Linked DNA regions of Homo sapiens: region 1 is linked to region 2. Evidence: chromatin loops called from intact Hi-C (ENCODE). Cell type or tissue: Calu3. All regions are shown on one strand. Each heading gives the region's core, and the rest is flanking DNA. Links, peaks and the distances in the headings are about the cores only.

Region 1 (9,780 bases), core at 541-8,540, 77 kb after region 2:
CTCAGTATAACAAGAATTTTCTGGTCATCAGTGTTGTTGGAAGATGAAGAAAGCTTAGGAGGGAAGGAATTCTTCATCACTGGGGCCATTTTAGCCAAGGCTGATGCAGAGTGGGCAGAGATAGAGATATCAGACGAGTGACCAGACTAGATGTCTCTAAGTTCTTTCCAACCTGGGAGTTTTAAAAATGTATATATTTTTGTTAATTTTTCCTTATTATTTTGATCCTTGTGAAAGGAGAAGGAAGAGAGATGGGCATACTGCTGTCTGAAAGACTGATTATATGGGAGGGATGGGTGGTAAGGCTCTGAGGGGGAGAGAGTATCACTTTAACTACATTTCTTCAGCAACAACTTTGCAGTGTGGAGTAGGCTGAGGTGCAAGGGCTTAGAGACGCATTGAGTGGGTTCCTTGGATCTCCTTGCTGTGGGGCCCAGCTCGACCTTCAAGAGCACGGTGACTTCTCCCATGCCCAGCCCACAGCTCTGCTTGCCTCTCTCACTGTGGGCCTCCCTGACTCACTCGACAGCAAGCAAAAGCCACACTGTTTTCCCTGCCACCTTCTGTCTATCTCCCCATGGCTCTGAATCAGCTGTCATGGGAGTTGGCTGTGACTGAGAACCAGAATTAATCCACTTTCTCTGGAAATTATTTCTCTCAGGCCCATGACTGTCATATCACCGAGCTCTCTGAGGCCAGCATCTTTCTGTGAAGTCCTTGCTTTCCATGACAGCATTTTATAGGCTCCGTGTGGAGTTGCTGTTCCACTCTGTAATTGACTGGGCATATTGGTGCCACTTGTAATTACCTCCAGATACTCGCCTGCTTCAAGGCCATGGTGGTGACTCCTCCTTCTCCTGGGCTGCCTTCATCACCAGGCTTCTTTGCCTGTGGAATGGGAGATCCATTTGCTCTGGTTGGCAGGGCATGAGTGACATGTTCAAATAGCTCCATGGCACTGGCCTTCCTCTATCCACTGACTGCCTTTATTTCTTCATCTCTGCTATTGCACACAACGAGTATGGCCCAGCGACTGAACTGGCTGTCACTGTCAGGCCCCTGAGCTCACGGAGTCCGCAGCTGCTGTGATGCTGGAGGGGCTGCAGTGCTGCCCACAAGCCTGGGGGCTCTGGAGTCCTACCATGTGAAGAAAGTTGGTCTCTTGCTACTCTGGTCTCACCCCACTTCCCACCATTGTGTTCTTGCTGTTTCTACCCAGGCAGATCTTCACATGGGGACAATGAATGTGAGACAGGCTCATCTTGGGAATGAGGGTGAATGGTACTTGAGACTGGAGAGAGCCAGCAGGCTTCTTGGGTCTCTTATTGTCTTAGCTCAGCTGCCATAACAAAATATCACAGGCTAGGTGGATTGAACAAGAGAAATTTATTTTTCACAGTTCTGGAGGCTGGAAAGTCCAAGACCAAGGTGCCAGCAGGTCCAGTGTCTGGTAAGGGCTGTCTCTTTGGGTTGCAGATGATTCTTGCTACGTCCTCACATAGCCATTCCTTAGTGCATGTATGAGAAGGACATCTCTCTCTCCCTCCCCTCCTCTTATTGGAAGGATGCCAATCCTATGGGATTAGGACTCTACCTTTGTAACCTCATTTAACTTTAATTACCTCCTAAAAGCCCCTTCTCCAAATGCAGTCACATTGGGGTTTAGGGCTTCAGTGCAGAATGTTGGTGGGGGAGGGACAATACAATCTATAGCACTTATTTATTGATGTTTCTTTTTTCAACTTCAGAAGCAATAACTCACCTCCTAGGGCATTAAAAACCCAGTGAGGCAGTGGGTTGTTTGGCTACCTTCCTGTCCGAACTCTTTCTTTCCTTGTTTCCCTGTGTTTTTTTCTTGACTGTTTGAGACCCTGGGGGAGCCACTTTCCTTCCTCTCTCTGCAGTCTGATTGTTTACACTTTGCTGACCGTATCCTGGTTAAGGAAACTGACAAGGGTCCAGGGTCTCTAGGTGTCCTGCCATCGGAGGGACTGGCTGAATTAGCAGCAGCTGGCCCTGAATCATCCTTGGGAGTGTTGTATATTTAAGTCCAGTACTTGTAGCTTCCCCCCACAAAAGAAGATCATTTTACAGAAAACAGAACCAAGACCCCAAAAGTTCAGATTGTTGGTATGAAGTCATAAGACTACTTAGTGACAGAATCAGGAGTGTAAACCTAGCTCATAATCTCTAGTCGATGCTATAGCTGGGGAAGGACCAGGCAGATTGCAGGAGGAGATGCCTTGCCTGTGTTGCTGAGTTTTCCTCCCTCGGGTTGCCCTCTTGGAGGCTCCTCTTGTTTTTATACTTGACAGGACAGGGACAGGAAAAAGGTGAGACAGCTCATCGTGTGGCCCCCTCTGCAAGGCTGGGAAGGTGTTGTTTGACATATAGAGAACCAGGGGCTGCATGATCAGTGGTCTGAGCAGTGGTCTGGTCTTCTGTAGTCCCACCTCATCTACTTAATGACCAGTTAACTCTTAATTCAGGTGACAGTAAACATTTAGCACCTGTGCTGGGTGCTGGGCTATAGTGGTGAGCAAAATGGGCTGGTCCTGCCCTCATGAAACACAGTCTAGGTTTTATGCACCAAACTATTTACTCTCCCCATCACAAATCCACATTGACACTCAAGGATGGGGAACCTCTAAGTGACTGGGGTTTGGGATGGGAAATATGTAAACTCTGCCCCCCGCCACCCCGCTGCCCACCCCAGTCTGGTAATAGGTGTGTATGTTGGTGGTGGTAGTGGAAGAGTGGTAAGGGATATAGGATAAGAACAGGGGTAATTGTAAAAGCTTCGGGATTTTAGTGAAGCCACACACTTTCCTGCCCCATGATCAGTCTAGGGGGTCTAGCTGTGGATGCAGGCCTAGAAAGTATCAGTGAGTGGGTGGAGGATAGCCATGAGATGGCTGTGGAGAGTCTCCTACCTCTCCTTCTTCCTGCTGGGATGTTGCTTCTGCCCTCGACACACCCTGTGAACTTTGGCTGCTGCCGTGTAGCTTCTGAACTCTCTGTGGAGTGAGTGCCCCCGGCACACGGCGGACCATGTCAACAAGTTCAGCTGTATGAGCCTAGAGACTGTTCCTCGAAAGCCTGTCACACAGCTGCCTTGAGCCCAAGTGACAAGCTGTGGATCTTGCCCAGGGTAACCATTTCTGACTCTCCTGAATAATATGGGGTGGATCTGGGGCATTGTGTCTAGGAAAAGCAGGTGGAGGGTGTCTCTAGGGGATCAGGTCAGGGCTGGCCGCCCACCTCCCCACCCTCAAGGAATCTAGATACAGTTAGGGAGTCCCAGGTAACTTGAACACCCTGGTACATTTCCTTAGGAAGGAAATGAACGTATGAGCATGACCCCTTTTGCTTTATTCCAATACATATTTAAATACCCCAGCAACTCTCATCCACAACATTAGCTGTGATAACCAACTGTATTTCCTGTCTGAGACCCTTTCCTTCTCCAGTAATTAGCCTTTGTCTAGCCTTTAATCCAGTGGTGGTTATATGGGGAGCTGCCTGGTCAGGAATTTTTGCATTGAGGGAGGAGACTCTCCCACTGATCCTGTGCAGGCATTTTTGCTGACAGATTGTTATGGCTGGAGTTGCCAAATACAAGAAGCAGAGACCTTTCACCTTCACCTGAGCTGTGTGCTTTAGAGAAAGAAGGATGTGCCCACCTCCTATTTTCTGTCCTCACTGTTGAATTCGGTTGACATTCAGTTGCCCAATCTGCAGTCATATCCAACTAACTGGATTGTTTTTAAGTTCTCCTCTGGATGAATTATGAGCTTTCTTGACTTTGGTCAGGCTGCCTGGAGTCATTCCCAGCCTGGGCAGGTGCTGTGCCAACTTCCCTGGCATGTGCCTGTGCCTGCGGATTTTACTATTTGACCCCTAGCTCTCCCTTGGAAATACCAAGCCTGGAACTCTGGAGAAGGCGCCGCCGCTCGTGTAGTTCTGAAAGGCTCTCTTTGTCCTGAGGAATGCCTGTTGCAATGAAGCTTGGTAAATAGCCAGCTCATTTCTCCTATAAATTAAAATGAAGGAACCTCATCCGCTAGAAGTAACTTTACTTGTCTCGTCTCATCTTCTTTATTCAAGCCTATTTAATGAATATTTATTTAAGACCTAAAATCCAGCACTGTGCCAGGCACTATAATGGGGGACATAGAAGTAGAAGTTTGTGGTCCCTGCCTTCAAGGGCTTAAGGCTTCTCAGTGGGGACAGGCCATGTGCACATGAAACTATCAAAGAATATATAAAATTGAATTCAATTAAATGCCAAGTGGAGGAGTTTTCTTCTTTGGTGTGCCTGTGGGACCAGAGTTCCTTTTCCTATGTCTTTCAGAGATATCCATTTATTTCAGCCCCTTTAACATTTGTTCCTTTGTTAATCTGTTTGCTTGTTCATTCGTTCGTTCGTTCATTCATTCATTCATTCATTCATTCAGTAAAAGCCAATATATTGTTTACTCTTTGCCCAGCACTATGCTGCGTGCCCGCCTCCAGACAGAGAGGTGATATCAGCATGGCCCTCAGCAGGCTCACAGTCTGGTTGGAGGGAGAAGGAAAGGGGGAAGTGAGTATGCACGGTGGTAAAGGCTGTACACCCAGGAGGAATAGAGTGCCATGGGGACTGGAGGGAAGGGCTGCTTAGCTTCTGAGTTTTGATTTTCCCTTCATAATTTTTTTTTCTGTTCAAAAATAATTCTCAGTGTTTTTCTTAACCTTTCCATCATTCAAATGGCTGATTAACCCTCCTTTACTGTCAAGCTGCATATCTTTTTAATTTTGTGAAGTAGCCTTTTCTTCATTAGATACTGTGTATTCATTTGTCTTTTATCTTATATTGTATATTTGTTATTGTTTATTGTGTTCTTGAATCACTTCACAGAACTACTATTTGGCCTAATTTTCGGTCTGGAAATAGCTACTATTTTCTTCCATGAAGAGTGGCTGACAGCATATGGGAGTTCTGTCTGTACGCTAACATTTGTTTGTTAGTCATATTTCTCTCTTTTTTGCCTCTAATAGTTGCTCAGAGTTACTAATTTACCATCGTTATTAATGAATTCTTAAACATTTTTTGAAAATGTCACCTTTCTCCCTGCCAGGCTACATCAGTGAGTGGAGCAACAAAAACAGAACACCTTCAATAACAGAAAACAATATTCCTCTGGCTTCACCCCAACCCACCGTGATAGGGCTTTTATGCTGCATTCTCCGCGAAGCTTCTCCAAGATTTCTTGAGCATGCTTGGGAGGGATCTCACGGGTCCTCAAGGCCACAGTGCTCTCAGGACCATGAGATGCCTAGGATTCCCTGTCTCCTGTGTGTGGTGATGCCTGCCCTGAGCACCCCTAGCCTCGGGGCCCGTAAGTCCCAGGAAGTGCCTTGCCAAGGCCCCGGGGCCGAGTCTTTCTGAGGCTTGCCAGAGCTGAGCCACAGCACTCGACTGCGGTCATGCCACTCCCTGCTTTTAGAAACTGGCTTGCTGGGTGGGCCACACTGGTGATGCACTGGACCTTGCAGGTGGCAGCACTGTGTTGTGTCCCCTACTGAAGTGGTGAAACCTTAACTTGCATTGCGGGGCTAGGCTCATGAGCCCTGGGTCATTGCTGTCTGCTGCTCTCTGTCCTGCTATTTGGCCTGTTCCTAAGATGCAAACATGGATGCTGGGCCAGGAGACAGTCTGAGTGGCAGGCACTGTATTATGCTTATAACTGACCTGCTGCCTGGCCTGAGCTCTGTCACTGGCTCAAGCTTGAGGACCCAGCTCTGTCCTCAAAACAGATGCTCTCCCAGCAGGCCCTTTAGTGTGTCATCCAGATGGTCTCCAGCAGAATGGCCCCTTGGGTCCTCCACTCATGCCCAGGCAGACCTGAGACCTCGGGCAGATGCACCTTAGGCTCAAGCCAGGACTGTTGTGATGATGTCGAATTCTATAATCTTTCAGATTTAAAGATGATAAATCTTTCAGAACATTTAGAAAACAGAGGAAAGGAACAATGATAACCCATGATCTTACCATGCTTCTTTTGTTAGCATTTTGGAGAATTTCCATCAGACCTTTCTCATGCACATATCCTTCATAGCATTATAACTCACTGTTCTCTGGCCACGCCTTGGTCTGTCTGTCCAGCTTCCGTGTGTGTTCACCCGTTTGTGGGATGGCGAGTGGAGACCATGCTGAGCCTCTCATTTGCACTTTTATTTCCTGCTCCAACTGCAAGCTGCTTCCTTGCCCTCCTCCCCCATCTCCTCCCTGTCATCAGTCTTCTGAGTCCATTGACGTTGATTTGCATTCCTTTGCCTTCTCAGGTTGCTTTCTCATTGGTTGCTCTACTCTGAGCCACCTGTGTCCCATTCCTACTCTTACTTCTGCCAGGGACCTCCTCTTGCTGGTGTGTGCTAGGCCCACTAGCCAGAAGAAAAACCCTCTTTCACACAGATGCCATGAAGGGAAGGAATCTAGGCTGGGACTGGAGGTTGTATTAGGATCCATGCCCATGTAACTCTGCCCTGGCTAAAGCAGTGCTACTGTTGTGGGGACATTAATGACACCTTTGAAAGTGGTTTTATCAGTGCCTAGACAATCACTGGACCATTTCCTTCTAGAGCGGGCTTTACATCTTATAGTTGGACTCTTGGTGACTTGCATTTTAGTCTCAGCTTTGCCTCTGAGTCCTGCTATGTACTTTAGGCAAGTCGCTGAACCTCTATGCTTTGGTTTATTCATCTACCAAATGGGAATATTACAATTTGTCCTGTCAACATCACATGTGTATTGCAGATAGCATGACAAACCTGCTGTAATCCTGGTAGTACCATAATGTAAAATAAAATAATTATATTTGAAAAGAGAAGTATAAACATTGTGATAAGAATGTTATAAGAACACTGACTGTGGAATCAGGCAGCCTGGGTTCAAATCTTGGCATGACTATTACTGGCTGTGTGACCTTGGTCAACTTTCTAAACTTCTCTGTGCTTTGGTTTCTTCTTCTATCCAATGAGTAAGACAGCATAGCAGTACTTATAAGTTTATGGTTTTGGTAGGATTAGATGAGTTAACACATATAGCAAATTTAAAGGTGGGCTCAGCACATTTGCAAGTATTGTGATTGTGGGTGCTGTTATCGTTTATAGAGGATTCATCATCAAATCTTTTCCTGCTGTGAAGGGAAGGAGCTTTATGTGACTGACTTGGAGAGGAGCAAGGGCGTTCATGTATATTTGGTGCCAGTTGTGTGATGCATACACCTAGGTACTTCTATGTTTCCACTCTTTCACATGGGGAAGCTTAGGCTCAGGGAAACAAGCCTATACGACTCAAACTCTTTTGTCTGGGTCCAAATTGGTACTCTTTTCACTACACCATACCTCTTTCCATTTGGGTCCTGAAACAGCTGTTGTTAGCTTTTTTTTTTTTTTGAGATGAAGTCTCACTCTATCGCCCAGGCTGGAGTGCAATGGCACGATCTCGGCTCACTGCCACCTCTGCCTCCTGGGTTCAAGCGATTCTCCTGTCTCAGCCTCCTGAGTAGCTGGGATTACAGGCATGAGCCACCACACCCAGCTAATTTTTTTGTACTTTTGTAGAGATGGGGTTTCACCATGTTGGCCAGGCTGGTCTCGAACTCCTGGCCTCAAGTGATCCACCTGCCTTGGCCTCCCAAAGTGCTGGGATTACAGGCGTGAGCCACTGTGCCTGGCCTTGTTGTTGGCTTTTTGTTCAAGCACTGGTGTGCTTTAATGAGTATAGTTGTCCCAATTATCATGGGTGCCAGCGAGGCAGAGTGAGAGTGTGGCTGGCTCCCTGATGCCAGAGTAAAGGACACAACCTCCACTTTAACCCTGTGACCATAATTAAAACCACATATACACCTTTCTCTTTATCCTGTCCTCTTTTCTGTGCATTTTTCAGCAACTTGGTCAGCCTGCCAGTTCCTGAAATTAACCTGCTGCCTGGTTTATGACCGAGACTGGAGATGGCCTCATGCTAATTGCTGGATGGTTTCAGCTTCCTTCCCACTCACAGATACAGTGGTAGGAATAATAATTATGTCTGCCATGTACTGAGCATATGGGGACTTTACATCATCTTGTTTCCATCTCATAAATAATCAAGAGAGGCAGTGCTGTTCTTCTTGCTACAGATGAAGAAACTGAATCTTGGAGAGGTTGACTAACTTCCTTTAAGTATCACTAGTAAGTGACTGAGTTAGGACTCAAACCTGGGGCCTTTCTCTTCCTGGAGGCCCCACCTCTGAGTCCATCAGATAAGTTCTATTTTGGCTGATTTACAATGTAAGCTTCCAGAGAAGATTCTATTTGAAGCAGTTCCGGGACTTAAAAAATTTGAAAAACACTGCTCTAGGAGAAAGAATCCTTGGCTGGGAGCCTGATGACTTGAGGTCTTGCTCTGGGTTTATGCAAAGTTGTTTGTCCTTACTGAGCCTCAGTCTCTCCATATGTGAAAGTGGACCTGTACTATCAGCCTCAAAAATATCAGGCTAATAAATCACTATCATAATGGCAGTGCTTTGAACTCTCTTACCTATTTGAAACCAAGCCCCTTCGGTTATGCCTTGAGCAATCGCAGTAAGGGTTTTATAATAATGATAATAGGCATGACTGTGATTCTACTGTTGCTCCCACTCCTGCTATCACCCTGCATAGGTCCTGCAGTTGTCATTTGTCTGTGGATGTTGTGAGAATGTCTTCAGGGCTGATTAGAGGCCTCATGGTCTCCAAGGGAGATGATCACACATGTCGTTTGCTGGTCAGTCGTGGAACTATCCAAGACCAATTTCCCTTGCTAAGTGGCCCCCAGAGTCCAGGCTTTTGCTATTGCTGGAATCCAGCCTATTAGAGCGGAGGAGGGTTTCAGGAGTGTCCCGGGCACCCTGTCCCTTCCAGCCCCACTCACTGCTTGCCTGGTGTTGCTTTCAGGCACTCCTTTGCCAGAGGACAGATGCAACTCTGGGTACTACGGCTTCCACCCTGCTTTTGAAAGTCACTTTCAAATTTCTCTTATCTGTGCCACCAGGTTTGATATCACCAGAAGATTTGTTGATAGCTTGGCCTAAAACAGTTTTTCACATGCAGTTTTTGAACCATCTTAGGGCATTCACCACCGAGCCCAGGTGAAGGCCTCAGGTGCAGCAGCAGCAGCAGCAGAATGTGCAAGTGAGGTATTATCTTCTAGTGGCTAATAGCTTCGGCATGACATTCCATCTGGGTTAGAATCTTCACTCCTTTATTTACCAGCTCTCTCTCGCTGAGTAAGCTCTTAACCTTTCCAGCCCTACCTCTTTGCTTATAAAATGGGAATAAGTACACCCACTTCATTGGGTGGTTGTGATCGATGACATAAAATATGTCAAGAGCTTTGAACAGTGCCTGGCTCATGGCAAGTGCTTAGCAATAGTAGCTATTAGTAGCAGTCGTCTCTAAGGACAGGGGAAGCTAGACTTAAACCCCAGAATATGTTTTTAGGTCTCAGATAGGCTCCTGTTTCCATCTTCCTTTCATCTCCAGGCCCCAAGAATCTGGTCCTTCTGCCTCTTTCTTTTTTAAACAGCTATCATGTATTACCTGTTCCTCTACTGAGGTGGGGCCCTGGCTTTTTGTTTATCCTTTCATCTCTGTCTCCCCTTGCCTTCTCTGACCCCCTGCCACACAAAAAGTCTTTTTTCCTTTTAAAGGGTTACTGTTGCTGGCATCATCAGGGAGACAGATGGGGCACAATAATTATTCTTTCACAATAAC
Region 2 (9,780 bases), core at 329-8,328:
TGAGTGACCCCTCCCAGGTTCCACACTCCTTCAGTTTTCCCCAGTTACCAGTGTTCTGGGTGCCATGGATAAAGGTCTGTTTCTGAAACCAGAGCTCTCTTCTTGCTGAGATTCTCCACTTTGCCTGCATGTGCCCCAATTTCCTTGTTTGCTCTGGCTCTTCTGTCAGAGCTATACACTTACTTGTCTTTTCTTTTGTGATCTCTTTTGACTTGGCGCCTAATGGAAACTTCTGCATCAGTGAGGTCCAGTGTGATAGTAAATGATGGAATATTGCAATATCACGTGTTGGCTGGGATTTCTGGGTCCATTGCTTCATATCCCATCTGAGTTCATTCTGTAGCAGCCATTTACCTAAAATATTTTCCAGGTGTGTGCTTATTATATTAGTACGCTTAATTTGTCTATATTCTTGGGTTTAATCTTTGAAATTTTGAATTAAACTGTATTAACAAAGACAAGTCATTATTTTATTAGATGCACTGTGTTGGTAATGCTTTCCTAAGTTGCCTCAGAAGATCTTCTAATCTTAACAAATGTTTTGTCATATTTTATCCTTTATCTGTCTTATCTATTGATTCTTGCCTAGGACCAATTATTGTAGATATCATACCCGTCTTGGTTACCATTGTGCCTAAACCCAGATACCATTTATAGTTTTATCTAAAAGTCTATGAATGAAATCATACTCTCTTGCTGTCTTATTATTCTAAAAGTGTGATATTTTATGTGAACTAGATTTTATAACAAGCTTTCCTTTTTATAATCTGGCAGCAGTATAAATTGTTGATGTTTATTCTTCTATCCCTTTTACATGATAGATGAATCTGTTCAATTTTGGCTTTTGAGTGACTCATATGTGGTTAGCATTCTGCTGTGGCATTGGGTGGTCTTTAGCATTTTATTGGACTATTTTATGAAACATCTCCAAAGAAATATGTTGGAACTGGTATTTATTACCTTAATCTTATTGTCTGCCTTGAGAAGCTGCTAACTAAATGTTTTCTCCAGCTTTTCCTTAATTGCAGTGTGGTTAATTCCTCTCAACTGCAGGAAGCCAAGGTATTTATAGATTGTTGTTATTATTTTTTGTGGCCTGTAGAAGTAATCGGCATTCAACGAATGCCAAGAACATGCTTGGCATGAAGTAGTACATAGAATTAGATCCAGTTCCTGCCCCATGAACTTGATGTGAGATAAGCTAACTGGGGAGGAGAGAAGGAAGAGAAGACTTTCCAAAAAATTGTATCTCTTCTAAAATTGGGAGAAAATGAATTTCAGTTTAAAAGGAAACCTTAAGAATTCAATTAATAGGATAAAACACAGGTGAAACAGTCAGTAAAAGCTAAGACACTATTTATGCTAAATTCATGAATCTAAGGAGTGAGCTATAGTAAGCCCTGGTATAATGGATAATTTATCTCAAAGCAAAACTGGGCTGGGCGCAGTGGCTCACACCTGTAATCCCAGCACTTTAGGAGGCCGAGGCAGACAGATCACATGAGGCCAGGAGTTTGAGACCAGCGTGGCCAACATGGCAAACCACCATCTCTACTAAAAATACAAAAATTCCAGGTTTGGAGGTGCATATGTAATTCCAGCTACTGGGGAGGCTGAGGCATGAAAATCGCTTGAACCGGGAGGTGGAGGTTGTACTGAGCTGAGATCACACTACTGCACTCCAGCCTGGAGTGACAGAGGGAGACTTTGTCTAAAAAAAAAAAAAAAAAAAAGTAAAACCGTAGTGCTGTAAATGGGGGAGGAGAGGAAGGAGAGTAGGGAAAAAGTCAAGATGTGGAGATGCATGCATTCAGTGGAAGGATTAAGGAATCCTGAAAATTACCCTGAATTCATCTCCCTCTCCAACAGCCACATCTGATCAGTTTCCAAGTCCTGTCCCTATTATCTCCCAGATATCCTCTCCTCCTATCCCTGATTCTTTTGCTCTGTTTTAGGTCCTTCTTATCTGTCACTGGTCTCTTGTCATGTCCTCTCCAATCTATCATCCATGAAGCAGCCATATAAACCTGATCAAAGTTCGTGGCTCAAAACCCTTAGGTGGCTGCACATGACTTAAGAGTAGCAATGCAAGGCCTTCATGACCTGACCCTGCCTGCATGTTCAGCCTTATCTCATCTGGCAGAGGACTTGTAGCATCTGAACACACCAACAGGCCATGCTGCCTCAACTCTCCATTTCTATGCACGCTGATGTTCCTGCCTAGAATGGCCTGCCTTCTCTATTTCTATCCAACCAACTATTTATCCTTCAAGTTCAAAAATTATCTTCTCTGTGAGTACTTCTGACTTGTATCCAAGCAAATTAGGTGTTTGCCTTTCTGTGCTTCTACTGGACTTGGTAGATATAACCTTATTACAGCAGTGACCTTAGCACATTGTCACTGTTGAATCATATGTCTCTCTTTATGTGTACTGTTAACGTTTAGAAGACAGATGTCATGTCTTTTGTTTTTTATGTCCTCAGAGGTATTGGTTGCCGGCTGATGGAAGGACTGGCTGGGTCATGTCAGGATGCAGGCTACTCAAGGACAGTGTGGATACTGAGTATCTGCAAAGGTTTTCGACTTTCATATACTGCAAGGGGGAAAGACAGGCTCTTGGAATTGTGGGAAGATGAATTTATTTCTCATTCTGGAAGGTTTCCAGTACTGGAGGACAGGAACAGTTGGTACAAATGTCCTGGATTTGTGGATATAATCTTGATGGGGGGACACCTGTTCTGTCTGCAGAACTGGCATTTATTTTGGACCCTGAGAAGCAGAAGCCTTCTGCATCTCCCAAGGGGGCAGCCAGGTCTGTGCAGGGAGGTTGCAGACCCAGGTTTGCGTTGTAATACAATTACTCTCACCATCTGGGGTTCTGCCTTAAAGCATGAGGGTGACTTGAACACTTCTGACCTCTGGAAACTCGGGGACGGTGAATTTCAAGACCAAAAGTGGCAAAGAGGCTGACTTACTTTTGGGAACATTAAAGGCCTCCATCTAAATGAACTTTGTGCATGTAGTGGACCACGTTTCATTTGATTCACCCATGTTACTTAAATTTGTTTAGGAATGGAATATTGTAATTGATTATTTTGTAGTGGGAATTTTAAGCATTTAAAAAATTTGTTAAAAATTTATTTTTTATTGACTTTCCTGTGTATGTACAACTGTTGTCTAGTGTTGTAGAGGAATATGATTTAGGTGTATAATACAATTTAGAATCCTGAGATTCTGGGAGTCTAGTGAAAGCTATGTTATAGAAGCAAGTGAAAACATTGAAATAACCCGAGTTAGTACTATAAAAATGGCCTCAACAAATGCTGTACATCATTCTTCAGAGGAGCAGGGTACTGCTATGGTGTGGAGTAGTCAGGGAGTGCTTCACAGGGAAGAAAATGCAATTTGAGCTGTGTCTTGAAGTGGGGTAGAATTTGAAGAGGTATAATAAAGAAAGGTAGTTCTGGGGCAGGAAAACAGCTACTGAGATGGGGATTCTTTATTTATTTATTTATTTTTTAATGTATGGTGTTATTTGACCAAGTATTTTATGATATAGATCTAGGCTCATGATCCTCCAACTCCCTTAATCTTATCTAACCTCTTCTAATTCTTTGAATACCTACCATGTATTCAGTATTGGGCTGGATACAAAAGAAATGCAAGACATCATTCTTTTCTTTATGGAGCTTCAGTCTTGTAGATTACCGTATCATATGGAAAAACATAGAACCAGCAGCAGTTTTTGGAAATGAGAATGTAAAATTAGAACTTCAGATTCTGTCTTGCTGGTATGATACCCTGGGCTTACTCTCATTCTCTCACTGCTTTCCAGATGTGTCCTTTTTCTTTTCTCATGTGCTGCAGAGGTGGGTAAATAGGGTACTCTCTACCTTTCATGACAGGAAATTCAATGTCAGGTGATTTGCCAAAGTTTAGAGACAAGTTGGTGGAAGAACCACAGTGAGATGTTTGTGTTTTTGTGTGTTTGTTTAAAAATTGCTTCTCAGCTGGCTGTAGTATGAAGGGAGTTGCCTTGGAGCATACAGAAGTACCTCCTAGCTTTTCTGGGGTGAATACTGCCCTTCCAAACATGCTCTGGTATTTTAGAAAGAGGTGTAATACATCAGGTCAACCAGAGTGCAGGTCAGAGTGCAGCAGCTCTGAGTCTGTTGCTGAGGAATTAGTGACTCATATGAAAAGCACCTCGGACTTGCTCATGAAGATTCTGAGATCCTCGTCAACTTGGTACTTGATCTCTGAATTTCCGTTCTACCCTCAGTCCTCTTGGGCCTTGGTTTTAGTGGAGGTAGGAGCTGAGAGTTGGAGTTGATCTTCGTTTGCTTCTTTGACTTTGTCTTTGATGGACCCCCCTGTCACAGATTAGGAGACAAAGCACGATTTGCATTTGCACTCAGCCTCCTGCAAAAATGCCATTTCTCAACATTTTCTTTCCATCTATCTCTTCTTTGTCAGTTTCAGCCTCTCAGCCACATTGATAAGCACATTCAAATTCTGGGCCACTCCTGCCACCCTGTGAGCCGTTTGTCTGTCCCTCTGCACTTCTGCAGCACTATTGATTTGCCGTTTGCTTGCACTTTAACTGGATCTGGATTGGCGTGTGCCTCTGGAAGGTTTTCCATCTATTGATCAGAGTTAATGGTACCCATCACCATGGTTTCTAGGATTGCTGTCTGGGATCAGCACAGTGTTGTTGCTAACCATTTTTTTGCCATGAAGCTGAGGCAGTCCAGGGACTCTGAGGCACTTAGAAGTAAACCTCAGAGCTCTGTTTTTCTTTTCAGAAATCTGTATGTGAGGATCTTTTTCTGCCCTTTCTCTGCTTGATTTCAAAATCCATCTTCTTCTTGTTCAGTTGCCTGCTCCTCATTCTGCTGTCTGACGGATGAAAAAACTCATGCCTTGTCTCCTGTGTGGTTGCTCAGGGTCTCCCTTGAGCCTTCAGTTATGCACATGCGTACACACACACATGTAATTGGGTCTCGCTGTGTTGCTGTATACCTAGACGGGCATTTCTCTTGTGGCTGCTCATATTGCTATCCTTCCTACATAGCCACTTAGGAATCCACAGACAGAGCAACCTCCTTAACAGAAAGCAAGCAAGCGGTGATTGGCTTGGAGTGTGTATGTAAGCATATATGGGTCTGTGAGAGAATACTAGGTGGGTAAGAGGGGGTGCTGGTGTGGTCAGTGAAGCCACTGTCAGTACCTCACATTAAATGTTAAATGTAACCCCAGGAAACAGGATACATTGACACCTTTTTTTAAAAATGCATAATCTGTTGATTTGGTAAATAACTCTAGTTGGTGTAGCAGATATGCACAGTGTATTGGTAGCCAATTGCCTCAAAACCTAACAGCTTAAAGCAATCATAATCATTTATTCTCTCATAGTTTCTGTGAGTCAGGTTTTCAGAAAAAAGCATAGCCTGGTGGTCCTTGCTCAAGGTCTCTTAGGAGACTGCAGTTAGTCTAAGTTTCTGTTGTGCAGTGGGGCGGTGGTGATGGTGGGATACGTGGTTTCCCTTTGGCTTAGTTTTGTAAATGTGGGCAGAGTGGCCCAAGAGGATAAGACTTTGTGGAGATGGGTGGGAGGAGTTTGCAGTTTTTAGAATTTGTATAAAAATACATACATTGAAATTAATATGAGGTTATTAATAATTGTTGTGTTATACCCTTGCATAGCATTTAATTTTATTCATTTGGTTCCCCAGATCCATCCTGGATAGATAGTGGAGGGAGAAGCTGGTGAGGCCAAGTGCCAGTTTTTGAAGAACATCTCTGTGACCCTGGCAAGCTGGAGCCAGAGGCCTGGGCTCCTGTCTGCCTGGGGGCCATCCAGAAGGACTGAGCTTGCTTTTTCAGCACCCGTTTCTTCCTTACTTTTCCATGACTTCACTTAGGAGCCAAGGCATTGAGAAAGCCCTTCTCTAAGAGAGGTCATGTGCTTAGCTGGCAAGGCTACAGGCAGCACCTGTGGCACCCCTAGTGTGCCAGGGGTGTTTTACTGTCTTGCTAGTGAAACCATTCTCGAGGAAGGGGAAGGGACACTGCACCTAGGGCAGTTAGCCAGAGCAGGGGTTCACACAGGGCCAGGGATTCCTGGGATGTGGGACTTTCACTGCTAAAACCAGGGCAGTGCCAGGCAAACTGGGATGGTTGGTCAACCTAACTATACTTGCAGATGCTTCCTGGTTGACCTCCACCTCTACTGCCCTTGCCCTTGCTTCTTACACCTGAGTAACAAACCTCATAATAGGTAAGCATCTGGCAGAAGGCTCCCTTGTGGATGAGGGCTCTGGCTTGGGGCATGTTGTATTTCACTCCGCCCTAGTGTCTACCTCTTAGCCCATCCCGGGTTTTGACCTCATTCCCTCCTTAGTTGTTATTTTCTTGGGATATCCCAGAACTCCAGGGATGAGGTGGTTGAAGACCACAAGGCTCTAACCACCAAGACACTGTGTTTCTGTTTGGTGCTGAAGGATTGCAGGGGTCTCTGGGTTGGAAGCCAATGTGGCCCTGTGGCTTGCTTCCTGTTTGTTTTTGTGGGTGGGAGCTCTACCCTGCTGTCCATTCCAGATACAAGCCTAGACACTATCTATCAGGGGCTTACAGATAGCCTGTGAATGGGAAAGGACTGATGACAGGATGTCCACAGATCTCAGTGCTGGAGGAACAATGGATGCTTTCTCAGAGGCTCACTTCCAGAATTTTGCTTTGTTGAATGGGATATATGGAGGGAGTGTTGAAAAGGCTTTGTTACGAGAGGAGGAGAAAGGGAGATGAGGCCACTGGTGCAGTGGAATAACCCTTTGTAGGAAGAACAGGGATTTCTGTCAGGGATGTTTGTTTAGCTCTGTGGTATGTAATTTGAATCTTTCGCCACAAAACAATCTTTATTAAAATATTGGTTTCTCCTTAAAAATAGCTTTTGTCAGACAAATCTGTACCCTTGCTGTGTTTCATTGGCATCTCTCAGAATGGGAGGCAAGCCGTGTGATTTCAGGTTCAGTTTCTCAGCCAGAGTTGCCGTCTTACTTTTTTTTTTTCTTTTGAGGCAGTCTTACTTTGTCGCCCAGGCTGGAGGGCAGTGTGTGATCTCGACTCACTGCAACCTCTGCCTCCCTGGTTCAAGTGATTATCATGCCTCAGCCTCCTGAATAGCTGAGATTACAGGTGTGCACCACCACACGCAGCTAATTTTTTGTATTTTCAGTAGAGACAAGGTTTTGCCATCTTGGCCAGGCTGGTCTTGAACCCCTAGCCTCAAGTGATCCACCTGCCTCAGCCTCCCATAGTGCTGGGTTTACAGGTGTGAGCCACCGCACCCGGCCTGCAGTCTTAATTTTGTTTTCTAAAGCATTTCTCTGTGTCCCAGAGAAGACCTTTGCCTGCAGGCCCTCTGTTCTCATCCACAACTACTTTCTTTTTTATTCCCTGGTTCCTTTTGTATTCATTCAAGGTCCTCCAGACAATCATTTATTTGCTAGGACAGAGTGTGGTCAATCTCTATATATATTATTAGAATCAAGGGCACACGTGCAGGTCTGTTACATGGGTATACCCAATGTTTAGCTCCCATTTATAAGTGAGAACCTACAATAGTTGGTTTTCTGCTCCTGTGTTAATTCCCTTAGGAAAATGGCCTCCATCTGCATTCACATTGCTTCAAAGGACATGATTTCTTTCTTTTTTTCACTGTGTAGCATTCTGTGGTGCATATGTAGCACATTTTCTTTATCCAGTTCACTGTCGATGGACACCTGGATTGATTCCATGCCTTTGCTATTGTGAATAATGCTGCAATGAACATATCAGTGCATATATCTTTTTTGGTAGAATGATTTATTTTCCTTTGGGTATATAACCAGTAATGGGATTGCTGGCTCAAATGGTAGTTCAGCTCTTAGTTCTTTGAGAAATCTCCAGACTTCTCCACCGTAGCTGGACTAATTTATATTCCCACCAACAGTATAGAAGCGCGCCCTTTTCTCCACAACCTGACCGACATCCGTAATTTTTTGACTTTTTAACAAAAGCCATTCTGATTGGTGTGAGATGGTATCTCACTGTGGTTTCGATTCGCATTTCTCTAGTGATGATGAGCATTTTTTTACATTTGTTGGCCTTGTGTATGTCTTCTTTTGAGAAGTGTCTATTCATGTTCTTTGCCTACGTTTTATTGGATTTGTTTTTTTGCTTATTGATTTAAGTTATTAAGCCTTTGTCGGATGCAAAGTTTGCAAATATTTACTACCATTCTGTAGGTTGTTTGTTTACAGTCTCTTTTATTCTTGCCTCCTTATCTTTGGCAAATAGAAAGTGTTCTGTAATTTTTAAAAAAGGAATGGAGCTTCAATGTGAAATACTAGGTGCTTTCCCTACATGGTCTCATTTAATCACACTGGTAATCTTGCAAAATTTCACTTCATAAATGATGAAGCTGAGGTGCTGGGAGGTTGACCAGATGGCTCAAATTCATAGAGCAGCTAGAAAGTGGTGCAGCTGGAATTGGAACCAATGAGACTTTTCATGTGATTCTAATATATATTTTTATTTTTAGAGCATTGGCTTTGAAGCCAGGATACCTGGGTCATAGCCTCTCTCACTTTGATTCTGTAACTTAGTGACCTTGAGCAAGACTCCTGATCATTGAACATTAGTCAGTCCTGCCTTGTTGGAGTAAAACAAGATGTGGGGCCAAAAGACCTTGGAGCTACTTTCTAGTGCTGATGTCTCTCTTCCCTCTTTGTTTCTGGGAAAATCTGTCCTCATCATCCATGTGTGCCCCTCACCTCCGTCTCCTTTCACTGATCGCCCTTGTGTACTCTTTTCTCTTTGACTTCTCTGATTATTTTGTGGCTTTTCTTGCTCTCTTTCTTTCCACCTTTTGGTTAGAGGAACTAATGCCGGGACTTAATTTCTCAGACTTTCTACTTCCCTTTAGCTTACTTGGATTACCTTATCTGAAAAATCATTGCAAAAATAGTTGCTGTTTTGTGATGCTGCTGCCGATGTTAATGAGAATGATTAATTCCTCTGCTATGAGGACTGTTGGGTGGATCACCATAGGAAGTTGGGTAATATGATGGAGTCTTTATAGTGCAGGAGGAGTGGGACTGCCTGAAGGCAGGTAAAGAACTAGAAAACATCTTAAAATTTCTTGCTTAAAAACAGGAAAAGCTATCATTTGTCCATTCATTTGTTTGGTGGGCCAAGCTTTGTACTGGGCGCTCAGGATACAGTGGTGACAACAACAGTTATACCTTGGAGCTACCAATGCAGTCTAGTTTGGAGAGACACAGTTAATCTAAGAAACAGATATTAACTCACAACTCTGATAAGTGGAACCAGGTATAACAGGGAGAACTAACTTAGATGTAGAGCTGACAGAAGATCTAAATGCCAATCACTTCATATGTATTATTTTATTTAATCTTTACAGTGGCTCTGTAAGGAAGATGGATAGAATGACAAGAGTGGACATCCTTATCTCGTTCCTGATCTTAAAGGAAAAACATTCAGTCTTTCACCATTAAATAGGACGTGGGTTTTTGTAGAAGCCCTTTATTAGTTTGAGGAAGTTCCTTTCTATCCATAATTTGGTGTGCGTGTGTTTCTGCGTGTGTGTGTGTTTAAATCATGAAAGGGTATGAAAGGGTATTGGATTTTGTCAAATGTGGGGTTTTTTTTGTCTGTTGAGATGAACATATGGTCATATGTTGAACTAACCTTTTATTCTTGGTGTACATTCTACT

What was found. A loop is a pair of places that touch in the nucleus more often than their neighbours do. Peaks named below come from ENCODE experiments on the same cell type or tissue, not always from the same donor. Only the 100,000 strongest peaks of a DNase experiment are listed, where the experiment ranks them.
Region 1: a loop joins it to region 2, with 1.9 times the contacts of the local background. A loop is called at or near these places in 4 of 110 quality-filtered maps.

Annotation. Positions count from the first base shown.
Region 1 is chr1:162,209,842-162,219,621 of GRCh38, forward strand. All of the region lies in intron 2 of NOS1AP (nitric oxide synthase 1 adaptor protein), which reads left to right. Among named protein-coding and RNA genes, the nearest start is that of MIR4654, 58 kb to the left of the region's middle. In Calu3, for the core only: no CTCF peak of the experiment used is centred there; DNase peaks (open chromatin) are centred at 3,910 and 6,250.
Region 2 is chr1:162,132,773-162,142,552 of GRCh38, forward strand. All of the region lies in intron 1 of NOS1AP (nitric oxide synthase 1 adaptor protein), which reads left to right. All of the region lies in intron 3 of LOC105371475 (a long non-coding RNA gene), which reads right to left. Among named protein-coding and RNA genes, the nearest start is that of MIR4654, 19 kb to the right of the region's middle. RefSeq lists an enhancer at 3,526-4,725. In Calu3, for the core only: no CTCF peak of the experiment used is centred there; a DNase peak (open chromatin) is centred at 4,179.